2 separate regions of the Homo sapiens genome follow, and region 1 is linked to region 2. Evidence: chromatin contacts called from ENCODE Hi-C or POLR2A ChIA-PET data. All regions are on one chromosome and are shown on one strand. The core of a region is the stretch at or near the end of the contact, and the rest is flanking DNA. Distances in the headings are between cores, read along the strand shown.

Region 1 (6,639 bases), core at 2,353-4,852, 71 kb after region 2:
TTTAAACATAACTCTACTAAACTGGTATCTTAGAGATATATAGCATCTCTTTGGAACATCTGTTGGTCATTGTGTATTTAATTCAGCCCAAGAATCAATTATAGTAAATATTTAATTCAGGCATCTTTAAGCTATACAACCCATGAAACTTAATGTTACGCATTTCGAAACCATAATGATATGATGGTGCCCACCTTCATTGGAACATTTTTCACCGCTGCTTCTCCAGTGTATTTTCTTAAAATTAAAAGCTTCTGCACATTGGAAAGAGAACTTCCCTTGGAGCCAGAGCATTATAATCACAGCTCTGTCACATTCTAGCTTTATGTCTCGGTGATATGATGTAACCCTAGTTCAGTTTCCTCATCTATAAGATGGCAATAATAATATTGTCCTGTGCTTCACAAAAGTGCCAAGAATATTAAATGACATAATGTACATATGCAAAAATACTTTATAAACAGTAAACACAATTTAAGTGTATATTGATTCAGTAGAATTGCTGCTCTCGTAACACAGATTGCAGCTGATCTGAGTAACATTATCAAATAGATTCTAGTGTCTCACTGTTAAATGTAGCGTCTGGCTTTCTACAAGAGAAATGCCTGGATATAACATCTCAGTGATGAGCTTTTCGAGGCCGAGAATATCTTAGATAATGCTTTGGCAGTGTACCTCATCCTGCCTGCTCCCATCTTAAAAAGCCCATGTCACTTTGGTCACTCCATCGTAACCCAGGTAGAAACAGTGTGCTTTCTGTAGCTCAGCTGTGTTGTGACAGGGCCTTGCCCACAAACCACACTGTTCTTTCATACCTCTAGACATTATCAGAAGTGAGAAAATAGGGCTCATTTATTTTGGTTTATGTTGAGAGGCTAGTCCCATTTGAAGAGTCTGAACTTACTGTGCATGATCCACTGTGATTCCTGGGAACAGAGTACGTGGCATTTATCATCAGGGCGCACCCTCATAGGGAGATGTATACCTCCTGCACATTCTTCAGTGCTGTCAGTTACTGTGGACCTACACGGAGGCCCAGGTTGTCACAGTTAGTGCTAAAAAGATTGAAACAAAAGATGAGAGGTGTGATTTGAAAGAAGGGGAAACAGGATGATTTTCTGTGTATTGTTTAGAGAGTATAAAAATGAAAACATTCTGGTTGTCGTGCACCATGCTAACTTTGGAACTGGTCTAAAGTTATCACAACAAAAATAAGCAGTGTTTGATTTCAGTTTGTTTGGGTCTTACCCTATGCCCTAGGAAGCAACTGATCTTGCTGCTTCCATAAGCAGCTTTCTCTTCTCACTTCAGTATCCTTTCCAGGCCCCCGGCTGTGTAAACAGAAATTCAAGTTGTTCTGGTTAACTTGGGAAAAACCCCTAAGCTGCATAGTCTTTAGGTGTGCTCCGCTCCAGCCCCACGTTCTTAATTTAAAGAGCTCTGCTGCACGGAAGTTAGGCTGCTGCACTGCTATTTCCAGAGAGATCCAACAGTATCTGCCTTTCTCTTATTTTGGTCCAGGAGGCCAAACCTGATTTTGTACCCTCTAGTGGTCAAGGATATGGGGGAAGACCCCATCACAAGAGGGCCCACCTGATAAGAACCCTCTGGAGACTGCTGGCAGAGTCTTCTTAACAGGACTTGGACTGTGACCAGATAAAACATCTTCTATAGGTGCAGAAACTGGCCAATCTGGAAGGTCCAATGGCTTCTACGTTAAGGTTTTCTTAACAAGATGGTATACCCCGACTTTTACATGGATTGCTTCTTTTAAGTCCTAAAAGAAGTTGTATTTCTTCCTCCTTATTTGGGCCACCTTGATCTTTAGTTGTTTCTGCCTGCCTTTTAAAATGACATTTTTATATTTCCAAAATGATTTATGTGAATAATGTCCATGTACCTGTAGATGCATCTTGGATTGTAGGCCCTACTATGACATGAGACCACATTTAAAGTTGAAAATAAAATGTTTCCTTCAACAACTATCCATGAAGTGCTTAATCAACCCATAACAAATGCTTAACACAAGGAGTAAGCTCTATTACTGAGAAATTGTGTCCTCTGCATGCAGTGGTTCTCAGCCAAAAGTGACTGTGTTTACTAGTTTGGTGAGATTTCTTTTTGTAGAACTAGGACTTGGAAGCCTGAGCAATCACCTATTTCTTTCTAGTATGTTGAAGAAATCTGATAGGCTCTTTTAACCTTTATAAATTACTTGCACTTCCTACCCTAAGAAATAAATGAAATAAAATAAAACAAAAATGGAATTCTAAGAAAAGCCTTAAACTGTGGCCAAATCTGCTTTCACAGCAATTAAGATTGAGGCAGTATGGAGAGGTAGGAGTCAGCCGACATGACAGCATGTACCTCATTTTTTTAAAAGAAAGATGGATTAAGATCAGATTTTTTTTTATTGGAAGCTAAAAGTTATAAAGTAAAATACCCAAAGATTTAATTAAATCAGTAAGCATTTGTTGCATTTTTAACCAGAATTCTTTAATCATTTCCTGACAGAATGACTGTGTATTAGATCTCTGCCTCATTGAAATTGTCTAGGCCCCCTGCATCTGTTTTGAGCAAGACTTCAGTTGAGTTCCATCTTTTCATTCTTTTACAGTCTGTAAAGGCCTGGTGAGTCAGCGCATTGAAAATCAGTCATCATCTTCTGTCTATGAGTTCTTAGTGGCCCGTACATTATTTTCTCAGATCCCTGCATCATTACAATTTCCATGTGTTTAAGTCTCTTCTTTATGTTTTTTAAAAAAACAAGTGAAGCCAGTTTCTCAAACAGGAGGTGCTCACATTCTATTTATTCTCCAAGTGTGGAGTTTGTGCCCAGCATGTGACCGACAATACAGAATGAAAAGCACATGACAAGCCAGGGATTTCAGTGTCTTGTTAGAAAGTGAAATGAAAGTGGTATTTTATTCCTTTGTGGCTTAGAGAGTGCTGTAATGCATTGTTACAGGTATAAACTAACATTTTTAGAAGTACTTCCCCTATTCTTGCCCAGGTCAGCTATGTCATTGGTAATACTTGGCTGCCTTTTCTACCGCTCCCCTTTCTAAATCTCATGTTACCCATAGTATACATGGGCCCTTTGTATGCCTGCCTAAATGACTTCACTGAAGTTTTCTGTAAATCCCTCAAACCTCAAACTTAAGAACCCAAACTGTAATATCATGTTATTAGCAGGACCAGCTGTCTGCGCGTCTTTTCCAGACACTGGGCTCATCCATTTGGATATGGACTCCCACAAAGCTGACGAGACCCTCTGGGTGCAGGAGCGTCTCCTGAGGACCAAGGCCTTGAATGCCTTGTTCACGTCTGCATCCCCAACACTTAGGATGACACTCGGGGGGCCTTGATCTCAATGTGTGGGAAGAACAAATGCCCCCGTTATAGTACTGTGTTGGCTTGTTTTGCAGTGAGACTTATTCTGAGATTAAGAGCTGCATTTAGCTTCTTGGCCACCAGGATCCCAGAGTAAATTACTTTTCAGGACTCTAAATAGTACGCAGGAGATTTGAAAGAACTGATGCAATTTCTAAAGCAGCCTGACTTCCTCCCAGGAGGTTACTCCCACACCAAGCCTCTGACTTCATGACCACCAGATTTAGAAATTGAAGTATCTATGTAAGAAGTTGCCTCCTAGGCAGAAATCAAGAAATCCAACTATAACATAGGTTAGAGTCCATTTTGGTTTTTATATCCTTCCACAGAGGAAAGAGGAGGAAGAATCTGGAGATGCGTTTTTGGTTTTTGGTTTTTTGTTTTTTTTTTTTTCCAGAGGCTCATGTATATCCTACATCATGGTCAGTTTCAGAGCAGGGCTGTGCCACCATCTCAGTGACTCCTGGAATACTAAATTGGATCTTTGTAGAGGAAGAAAATAACACAGTTCTAGATTTTCCCTAGCTGTTAATTAGTTTTATGGCATAATTAAAATAGCTCAGGAGTAAAAACAAAGTCCAGCCTTAACAGCCTGTTAAGTCTTCTTTTCTTATCTTGAAAAGAGGTAAGATAATGAAGTTTAAACAGTTGAAGAAGTTAACCGGAAAGGAATTAACATTTCAAGGCCTTGCCGCTTCTTCCTCCTCTTGTGATATGAACCAGAATTGAGGGAAAATAGGCAGGAGGGAACCCACACTGAATTTTCCAGACTCTACTGCTGAAAGACATTGTATATTTTTATTGTAATCATATGTGATGCAAGATAATATTGCTCATATCTGAATCCCAAAAGAAAAGAAGATGTTTGTCTGAGCATCCCATGAGGTAAGCAGCCCCATGGAAGGACCAGCTGCATCCAGCAAAGGGCTCCAGGTCCCTGACGTAGTTGACGGTGATGGCAGAAGTAAATCTTTGTATTCTTGCAGAGACTTTGTTTCTGAAAGAGGCCAAAAGTCATTTCAAACTGAATCTGACGGATAAGATAGGGGCCATAGCTGAGAAAAATAAGTAGCGAAGCCGATCTAAACCAAGGTGTAACTGTGAAATAGTAACCATCTTCTTTGCACGTTTCAAAATTGGCCCTGGACGCCATCGCAAGAGGAAAATTCCAAAGCTGTGCAGCAGCGGCAGTACCATTGGAAGAGTTTACAGCCTACCAGGACTACTTAGAAGGGGATCATGTTTATTTGGATATATAACCCCTGATTGGTTTGTTTTAAAAATAAACGTTATTATGTTAGTGTCATACCTCATGGTTTCCTTGGAACATTCTCCTCTAATCCTCTTTGAGAGAGTGGGAGGGAGAGATTGTGAGGGGAGAGAGAAGTGTTAAACAGAGATGTTCCTAAGGAGGACCAGGAATCCTAAATTACCTAAATAACCCACTTGGTTATCTCCACTCCTTGATAGCACTGTGTGAGGTATGATGCAGTCAGGTAAAGGACAATTTATCTTTGAAGACAAAGATAAATTCGAGTCCCCATTTTCAAGAGTCAGTGAGAAGTAACAGCTTGTTTGTGTGGCACTGATTGATCCTTGTCCGGGCAAGTGGTCCCTCCACAGGTTATCCGGCTTGGCACACAACAGACAGAGGTGCTGGCGGACTGTGGAACCAGACCCGCTGTGGTTCCCCTCCTCACCCTGCCACTTCCTAGCTGTGCATCTTGGACAACTGATTGAATCTTGTGCCTCATTTTTCTGTAGAATTGAAACAATACCCTGACCCATTGGGCAATGGAGATCAAATGGCATTGATGCAGGTAACATGCTTAACACAGGGCCTGGTATGTAGTGGGCATTCAGTAAGTGGAAGTTACGATTATTATTAGGTATCAAAGAACAAAACTTAATTGTCAGAATAAGCAAACCAGTTGGAATAATAAACGTAGCCTTTAGAGTTAAATGGCACAACCCTGATAGCCACACATAAACTGTTTTGGTTATTTTTCGTTGGATATTCCCAGTCTTTATTTCTACATCCCTCTTCAGGCTGAGTGCTTAAAATACATTTATATGTAGTCTCAATTAGATTATGCTGTTTCCCCCAAAAGACTACAGTGACTATTATTTTAATTTATAGAACCTCGAATTGCATGGAATAGCTACCACATCTCCCTTTAAACCTGGTAGCTTCCAAAACTTCCTGATGGCGTTTTCGCAAATGGGTCCCTATGTGTCATTGAAGGAGACAGTGTATCTAGGAAAAGAAATGAGGATACTGAGCAAGGTGTTGGTGGCTCATGCCTATAATTCCAGCATTTTGGGAGACTAAGGCAGGTAGCTAGCTTGAGGCCAGGAGTTCAAGACCAGCCTGGCCAACACAATGAGACCCCATCTCCACAAAAAAAAAAAAAAAAAACCCTAAAAATTATCCAGGCATAATGGTGCATACTAGTAGTCCTAACTACTCAGGAGGTTAAAGTAGGAGGATCACTTGAGCCCAGAAGTTCAAAGAGCTATGATTGCACCACTACACTCCAGCCTGGGCAACAGAGTGAGACCCTGTCTCTTGAGAAAAAGAAAAAAGTTATTGGTTTTCCCATTGCCTCCAAGGCATTCAGAGTGGTTGTTCTTTCTCATAATATCATTTTATAAATATTCTTTTAGACAGTGATCTCATACAGTTACTGAAAGAGTATTTACATAAACCCTGTATGCTGTAGCTCAGCATTTGATCTTTGATATTTCTTCTGTGGTTTTGATACATCAGTTGAAATTATTCTACATAGGTCAGTATCATTCAGAAAACACCACACATCATAGCCAGGTGCTTTAGGTCCACGCTCAGTCTAAGTTCTTCCCATCATTATTCTCGTGTGTGGAGAGAGGAAGGGAAGGAAAGAAGGAATGAAGGAGAGAGGGAAGGAAAGAGGGTGGGAGGGAAAGGGAAGGAAGGAGAGAGGGGGAAGGAAGGAAGGAAGGAAAGGAGGGAGGGAGGGTGAAAAGGAGAGAAGGAAGGACAGAGGGAGAAGGAAGGAAGGTGAGGGAGTGGGAAGGAGAGAGGGGAAAGGAAGGAAGGAGGGAGGGAAGGAGGGGAAAGGAGGGAAGAATGAGGGAGAGGGCAGGAAGGGGGAAGAAGGAAGGAAGGAAGGAGGGAGTGGGAAGGAAGGAGGGAGAAAAGGATGGGAAAGATAAGGAAGGAAGGAGGGTGGGGAAGGAGGGAGGGGGAAGGAGGAAAGAAAGGAT
Region 2 (5,895 bases), core at 2,932-5,431:
TATGTTCGGAGGATGGGGGAGTTTGTCTGCAGAGGAAAGTTTGGAGGAAGCAGGGGAGTCAGTTGGAAGGGATGAGTCCCAGAGCAGTGCTCTCTGGGGATGTGCATTCCTTGGAGGATGAGAGACAATACGGTCTTTCACTTTGCACTGATGACAAGGATGAGAGGCTGGGAATTGACTGCCCAAAGGAATCCAAGTGGATGCATGCTTAAAGTCATCTGTTTCAGCACTAGCTCAGGCCCCAGATGGTTCTGGCGGCCTGAAGGAGTGTTAGCAGCCAGGCAATGGAGGCTTTGCTCAGATTTTCAAGTAGAAGGTTAGTCCAGACATCGTTGGTGTTTGTTCTTTGTGTGCTCTGGGGAGAGGATTTAATAGTCAACCTCCCATTGTGTTCTCATTTGTGGTTATATATAAAAGCTTCCCTAAACTAAATTCCCTAAACTTAGGGCCAGAACCCTGTGTATCCCCAGCCGCAATCCAGCTTAGTACCTGCTGCATGTACACACTCGGTAAACAGCTACAAAATCATTACGTGTTCATAAACAAGCTGATTCATTGTTCCAAAGCATCTATTTTCTGAGGCAGTTGGAAATTCCACTCTGAAGTGGGAATAACCTATGTTGCTAAACTAAAACTTATTCTCCACTTCCCAGCCCAGTTCTCCTTTCCACAGCGTGATGTGCCAGTTTCCCTTCCTCCTTTTCCAAACTAGTCCTTCATGCAGCTCTCACTCCCATCCTGTCTTACTCTCTAAAGCCATCCTACCAGCCGTGAAAGCAGATGCCATTGTCTTCCCCTAGACCTACGGAAGTGAAGGCAGGGAGCCTTCCGTTCCTGGGACTTGGCCAGCTCTCGATGTGTGATATCGGATTGTTGAGCTGGACTGAGTGGCCCAGGATTTCTGCCAGATCCCAGCTGTAACATTTCAACAGGGGCACGGGCCCTGCGATTACTTTCAGCTGTGTTTCTGCTGTGTCTGTCTCCACCCCCCCACCACCCACCGCTGGGGTTGAGTCCCTTCAAAACTAACCCTGATTTTTTTTTTTTTTAGCCACTCACGTCAAGGTAGTAATTTGTGAAAGATGCCGTTGTTTTCTCCCCACCACACCTACTTTCTGTGGGGCAGAGTCCTAGAAGATAATTGTTAAATTCTTATAGGAACCACGTAGACTTACAACTTCTGTTCTCCTGCAGCTTATACCACTTTCCTTTCAACTTAGCACCTTAAGATAAGCTTCCGGAGCCACATGCCAGCCTCGAGGAGGAAGCTAGGAAGAGAAGAGCTTAATGGCTGCTTTATTATTATTACCAGTAGTAGGAAGGCAAGGGAATATTTTATTTTATTTTTATTTATTTTATAAATTTTTTATTTCCATAGGTTTTTGGGAAACAGGTAGTATTTGGTTACATAAGTTCTTTAGCGGTGATTTGTGAGATTTTGGGGCACCCATCACCTGAACAGTATACACTGAACCCAAACCTAATTGTCTTTAACTTATACCTTCCCTACATGTGAGCATGTCCTTTGATTCCTCCCCCCAGAAAAAAACAAAGCGTAAAACAACAACAACGAAAGGCAGAGTGATTTTTTCTGGTGGTCTTCAAAGGGAAAGTGTTGAAGAAGGTACAGTTTCTGCTCACTGTACACAGGGGAGGGATGGCTGCGGGGGGAGAGTGTGATCCCCAGGGCAGGGCTGCACTTGCTGTGGCTACAGCACATCTGTCAGTGTTAGGGGGTGTAAATGCCAGGAAATCACGCAGGAATAAGCTTGAGACAGGGGAGAAAGGGTGAAGGAGGGTTAGTTATTCATACACAGATAGTAGTAAATCTCTTATGGTGAGGCACGAGGAAAACTGTGAGCCTAAGGAACTTTCATAGGGAGGAGTGCTGTTTTCCATAAGAAGGGTTGGACCCTCAGATAGGAAACCTGTTTCTTTTTGGATATTTTATTTGCAGCCTTTAAAAAAAAAAAAACTTACACATTCCTGGAAAGAGTAAGAAATTTAATCAGTAGAAAGATAGTACATCGAATTTAATTAAAGTTGCAGCTACTTTTTATAGAATAGCACTGTGTTTTATATGTCATTATAATTTCCATTCCCGACAAGCTATTTCATTAACACACTGTGTAGAATCCTAGTAACACAAGGGCTTTGCCCTTTTTGCTCCTCATTTATCCTTGTTTCCTGACTAAAGGGCGACCTCCCACCCACCTGTAAGTAGTTTTTAATTTATAGGCGGTCATGTCTCCACTTTTGAAGGCCTCAAGCACTCACTTCCGGTGTGTAGTAGATCCAGTATTGAAAGAAATCTTTTCCAGAAGACCTCACTGACTTGTTTTCCTCTAGGATACGGGCAGAGGAAGATCAGAGTCTGCTGGGGAAGATGAGGAATATGATGGCTTGCTGCTTCCGAGCTGCCTCCTCTGCAGAAGGAGCCTACTATGGGGAATGTTAGGATAACATCAGCACCCACACCAGGAGGATACCTCTGGGGTGACGGGGCGAGGCAGAGGTTGAGGGGCATTCCTGTTCTTTGCTGAAAGGGCTGTGGGAGGGGCAAACAGGACTCCTAGCCCTGTGGCCTCCTCCAGGAATCTCCTGTAGGTTATCTTCCTTTAAGGTTTTTCTGGTCATTGTAGTAAAACAAACTGTTGACCCTTGCGCTTAGTTATGTAGGGTCTGAAACATGCCTAGTGGTAGGGAGACAACAGCATCTAGCATGTTGTTTCTTTTCCGGCCTTGCTTAGAGTTCTTTAGTAGGGAAAAAAAAGTTATATAATTATTATGCCCCCACGAAAAACAAAACGTCACCAGTGCAAAGGCCCTATCTTGAGCTGGGCCTGAAGGTTGAGGTGCTTGGAGAGGAGGAGGATCAGGGGAGTAAGGGACACAAGGTGACTGATGTTCCTGAAGGACAGGGTGCAGGTGAGTGAGAAGAGGATGAGCTGAGGTCAGTTTGCAGCAGTGACGGGAATGGGAATGGCAGTGATAGAATCAAAGGATTTTATATTTAGAGAAGAGTTTATTATGATCCACCTGTCTCACTTTATGGATGAGAAAACAGTCTGCAAGAGTTTAAGTAGCTTGCTAGCAGTCACACATTTTTCTTCTTTGGGTGACAGTATTGGATAAATTGGTAATATTTCTGTTCTTTTCTTCCCTCGTGGTATCTCTCACTTTTAAGCAATGGTATTCAGGCAGGAAGGAGTCTTTGTAAGTGATCTAAAACAAGTACTAGTAATCATTGTTCTCATTATAATGTTAAAACTAGTTGTACTTGTTTTTTGCTTTTTTGTTTTTTTTTAGTGGAAAGTACAAATTAAACTGTGACCACCCAGGCTTTGCGCATCTAGGCACAAAGTTCTTGGAAAGTGGATTGCAAATTCCCATCAGCAGACTCTCCTGGAGAGCCTATTATATGGGCAGATTCTGGAGCCGCTCCCCAAACCTGCAGAAAAACAATGTTTGAGTGGGTACCCTGGCATCTGCATTTTAAACACATTCCATAGTCTTTCCTTCCACATACTAATTTTGAAAAGCACTGTACCTAGAAGCTTGCAGTCTAAAATGTATAAAAATAAAAAATATAAAACAATACATGGTCTAACCCCTGACTTAGTATCCATGAAAAAGTTTATTTCAGATTATTGGTTGGGTACCTTTATCATTTTTTTACTATTATTTATAAGACAAGTAAGACATGCCCCCTGCACTAGAGGAATTCACAGGAGAAACAGTCTGATTTTGATTTAGTATGATGGGCCGATGCACTTCAAGAGTTACTACCGTTACGTACTGTTGCAAGTCAGAGGAGGGAAAATTAATCCTGTTTGTTTTTTGACCAGAGAAGGTCTTACAGGGTAGATGGTCTTAAGGTTGTGGGGAATTCACCAGGGGCAAGGGAGAGGCAGGGATTTGAGGCTGGGTGGACATGAGCTGTGGCTGGAGTGATAAGGGGTGGTGGCAGGTGATTGAGTGACATCAGATCATCATTGTTGCTGGAGTGTAGGGTGTGTGCAGGAACCAGTAGAATATGGAAACTAATAACAGGTAGAGGCAGACTTAGGAGCACCTTGCAAGCTATGCCCAGGAGCTCGGACTCTGACCTTCTGGCCTGCCTGGGATTGTCTGTGAAGTCCAGGAAGCAAAGGACATGAAGGGAAAGCTTAAATGTGTACTCACCGCCCTTCAGTCAGCAGAACCTCCTAAGGGGGTGAGTGCCCTCTAGGGGTTTCCATGATTTCTGAGTTCCATTGTACTCAGGCACTCAGGTGCCCACTGAGCTTGAATCCATTACCTACTTGAGAAAAAAAAAAGACAGCTTTACCAAGTCCCACCTGGCTGCAGCTGTGGTTACATTATGCAAAAATTTATTAATGTGGTACCTCGATTGATCATTATATTAACTCTAAGGATTACATTAGAGGCTTTATTTTTCTGGTTACTTGCAAATACAGGTTGCATCTTCTTTGAAGTTAAAAAGCCCTTAGCCCACATATTGTATGATTCCATTTATATGAACTATCCAGAATTGGCAAGTCCATAGAGACAGAACATAAATTAGTGGTTGCTAAGGGCCGGAGATCAGGGGAAAGGGAGTGACTGCTAGTGAGTACAGGATTTCTTTTTGAGATGATGAAAATGTTCTGAAATTAGGTACTAGTGATGGTTATACAACCTTGTGAGTATAAAACCACTGAATTGTGTACTTTAAAAGGGTGAATACTTATCGTAAGTGAATTATATCTCAATAAAGCTGTTTTGTTTCATTTTTTAAAACCTTAGCACTTCTGCTCAAGGTCATGCAAATAGCTCTGCCTGGGGTGGCCTTTATGAATTCACAGTAGAGAAATCTCAGTGCTCTCCTCACTTTCTTTTGTGTTTTTGTTTTGTTGTGTTACTGTTATTCCTGTCTTGTTCCTCTGCAGTTCACTTCCACTTAAGAAACATTTATATGACTAGACATGATAGGTACTAGAAGAGCTTATGTTAAGGTGAGTCCTCAAGTTACCACAAAATAGAGAAAGAGGGTGCTGTAAGAAAAGTGTGGTGTTTGGGGGTTCAGAGAAGAAGCTGTTATCCGAGGTTGGCCTAGAAAGACAACTGGGCATAAGGGCTGGATGAGGAATGTGCAGAGGCCATTAGGGCAGGCAGTGCAGAGACAGCAAAGTGCGGACTTATTTGGAGAAAAGAGCATGACCGTAGCAATGGAAAATGAAGGGAAATACTGGGAAACAGAATTGAGAAAGGGTTATATGGACTTCAGAGTGTTGAATGCTAGGCTGAGAAAGTGATACATAAAATGAGGAGTAATGGAAGATAAATTTTGACTGCAGAAGTTTGGGAACTGAGCCTTAGGATGGGTGTAGCATGGTTTGGGAGAGACAGAGACGTGGGCAGGGGGAGATTGGACTAGAACTGGAAATTGGGGAGAGGGCTTCAGAAATGAGGGGTAAGTGTTGAAATCAGCTCACTGCAGCTTTTCTCATGAAATGCTGTTTGCTCTGCCCCTTTTGTGTTCTCCTTTCCTTTGCTTGCTCCTTATCCAGAGATGGGGATAAAGGGAGGGAAAGATTAGGGAGGACAAAAAGAATTAAAATGAAGAGAAAGAATGTGGTGAGGACGGTACAGGTTGCATGCGTCAGTTCTTCTGTAGTTCAGCATTTCCTGTTCATGACTCAGTAGAGGAAAATCTAGTCTCTTCTAGTGGAAAACACAGAGAACAGGAAACCCTATTTAAAATCAGGTCACTTGACTAAGCTGTGTAACTCCTGTTCCCATCGGTGAAAGGGAAGAATACCTCCTGCAGTGTGTGTTAACCAGAGAATCTAGAATAATCTTACTGAAGAATTTTTTAAAACTACATGGGACTCATATCATTTGTAGATATAA

Evidence for each region. A loop is a pair of places that touch in the nucleus more often than their neighbours do. ChIA-PET counts read pairs that join two places held with the same protein, here RNA polymerase II (POLR2A).
Region 1: a loop to region 2 is called in a map with no recorded cell type, with 5 times the contacts of the local background. The contact joins two enhancer-like sites. A Hi-C loop is called at or near these places in 1 of 168 maps with a recorded cell type or tissue (breast epithelium) and 2 of 37 single-sample maps with no recorded cell type. POLR2A ChIA-PET finds 5 or more read pairs at or near these places in 1 of 52 experiments (activated CD4-positive, alpha-beta T cell).

Annotation. Positions count from the first base shown.
Region 1 is chr2:36,527,632-36,534,270 of GRCh38, forward strand. All of the region lies in intron 13 of CRIM1 (cysteine rich transmembrane BMP regulator 1), which reads left to right. Among named protein-coding and RNA genes, the nearest start is that of FEZ2, 67 kb to the right of the region's middle. Within about 2 kb of position 3,603, at least 3 of the 41 ENCODE cell types and tissues checked have a DNase peak (open chromatin) inside an H3K27ac peak, as active enhancers do.
Region 2 is chr2:36,455,795-36,461,689 of GRCh38, forward strand. The region is part of intron 4 of CRIM1 (cysteine rich transmembrane BMP regulator 1); the gene reads left to right. Among named protein-coding and RNA genes, the nearest start is that of CRIM1, 100 kb to the left of the region's middle. RefSeq lists an enhancer at 2,804-3,483 and silencers at 4,972-5,266, 5,392-5,686. Within about 2 kb of position 4,182, at least 9 of the 41 ENCODE cell types and tissues checked have a DNase peak (open chromatin) inside an H3K27ac peak, as active enhancers do.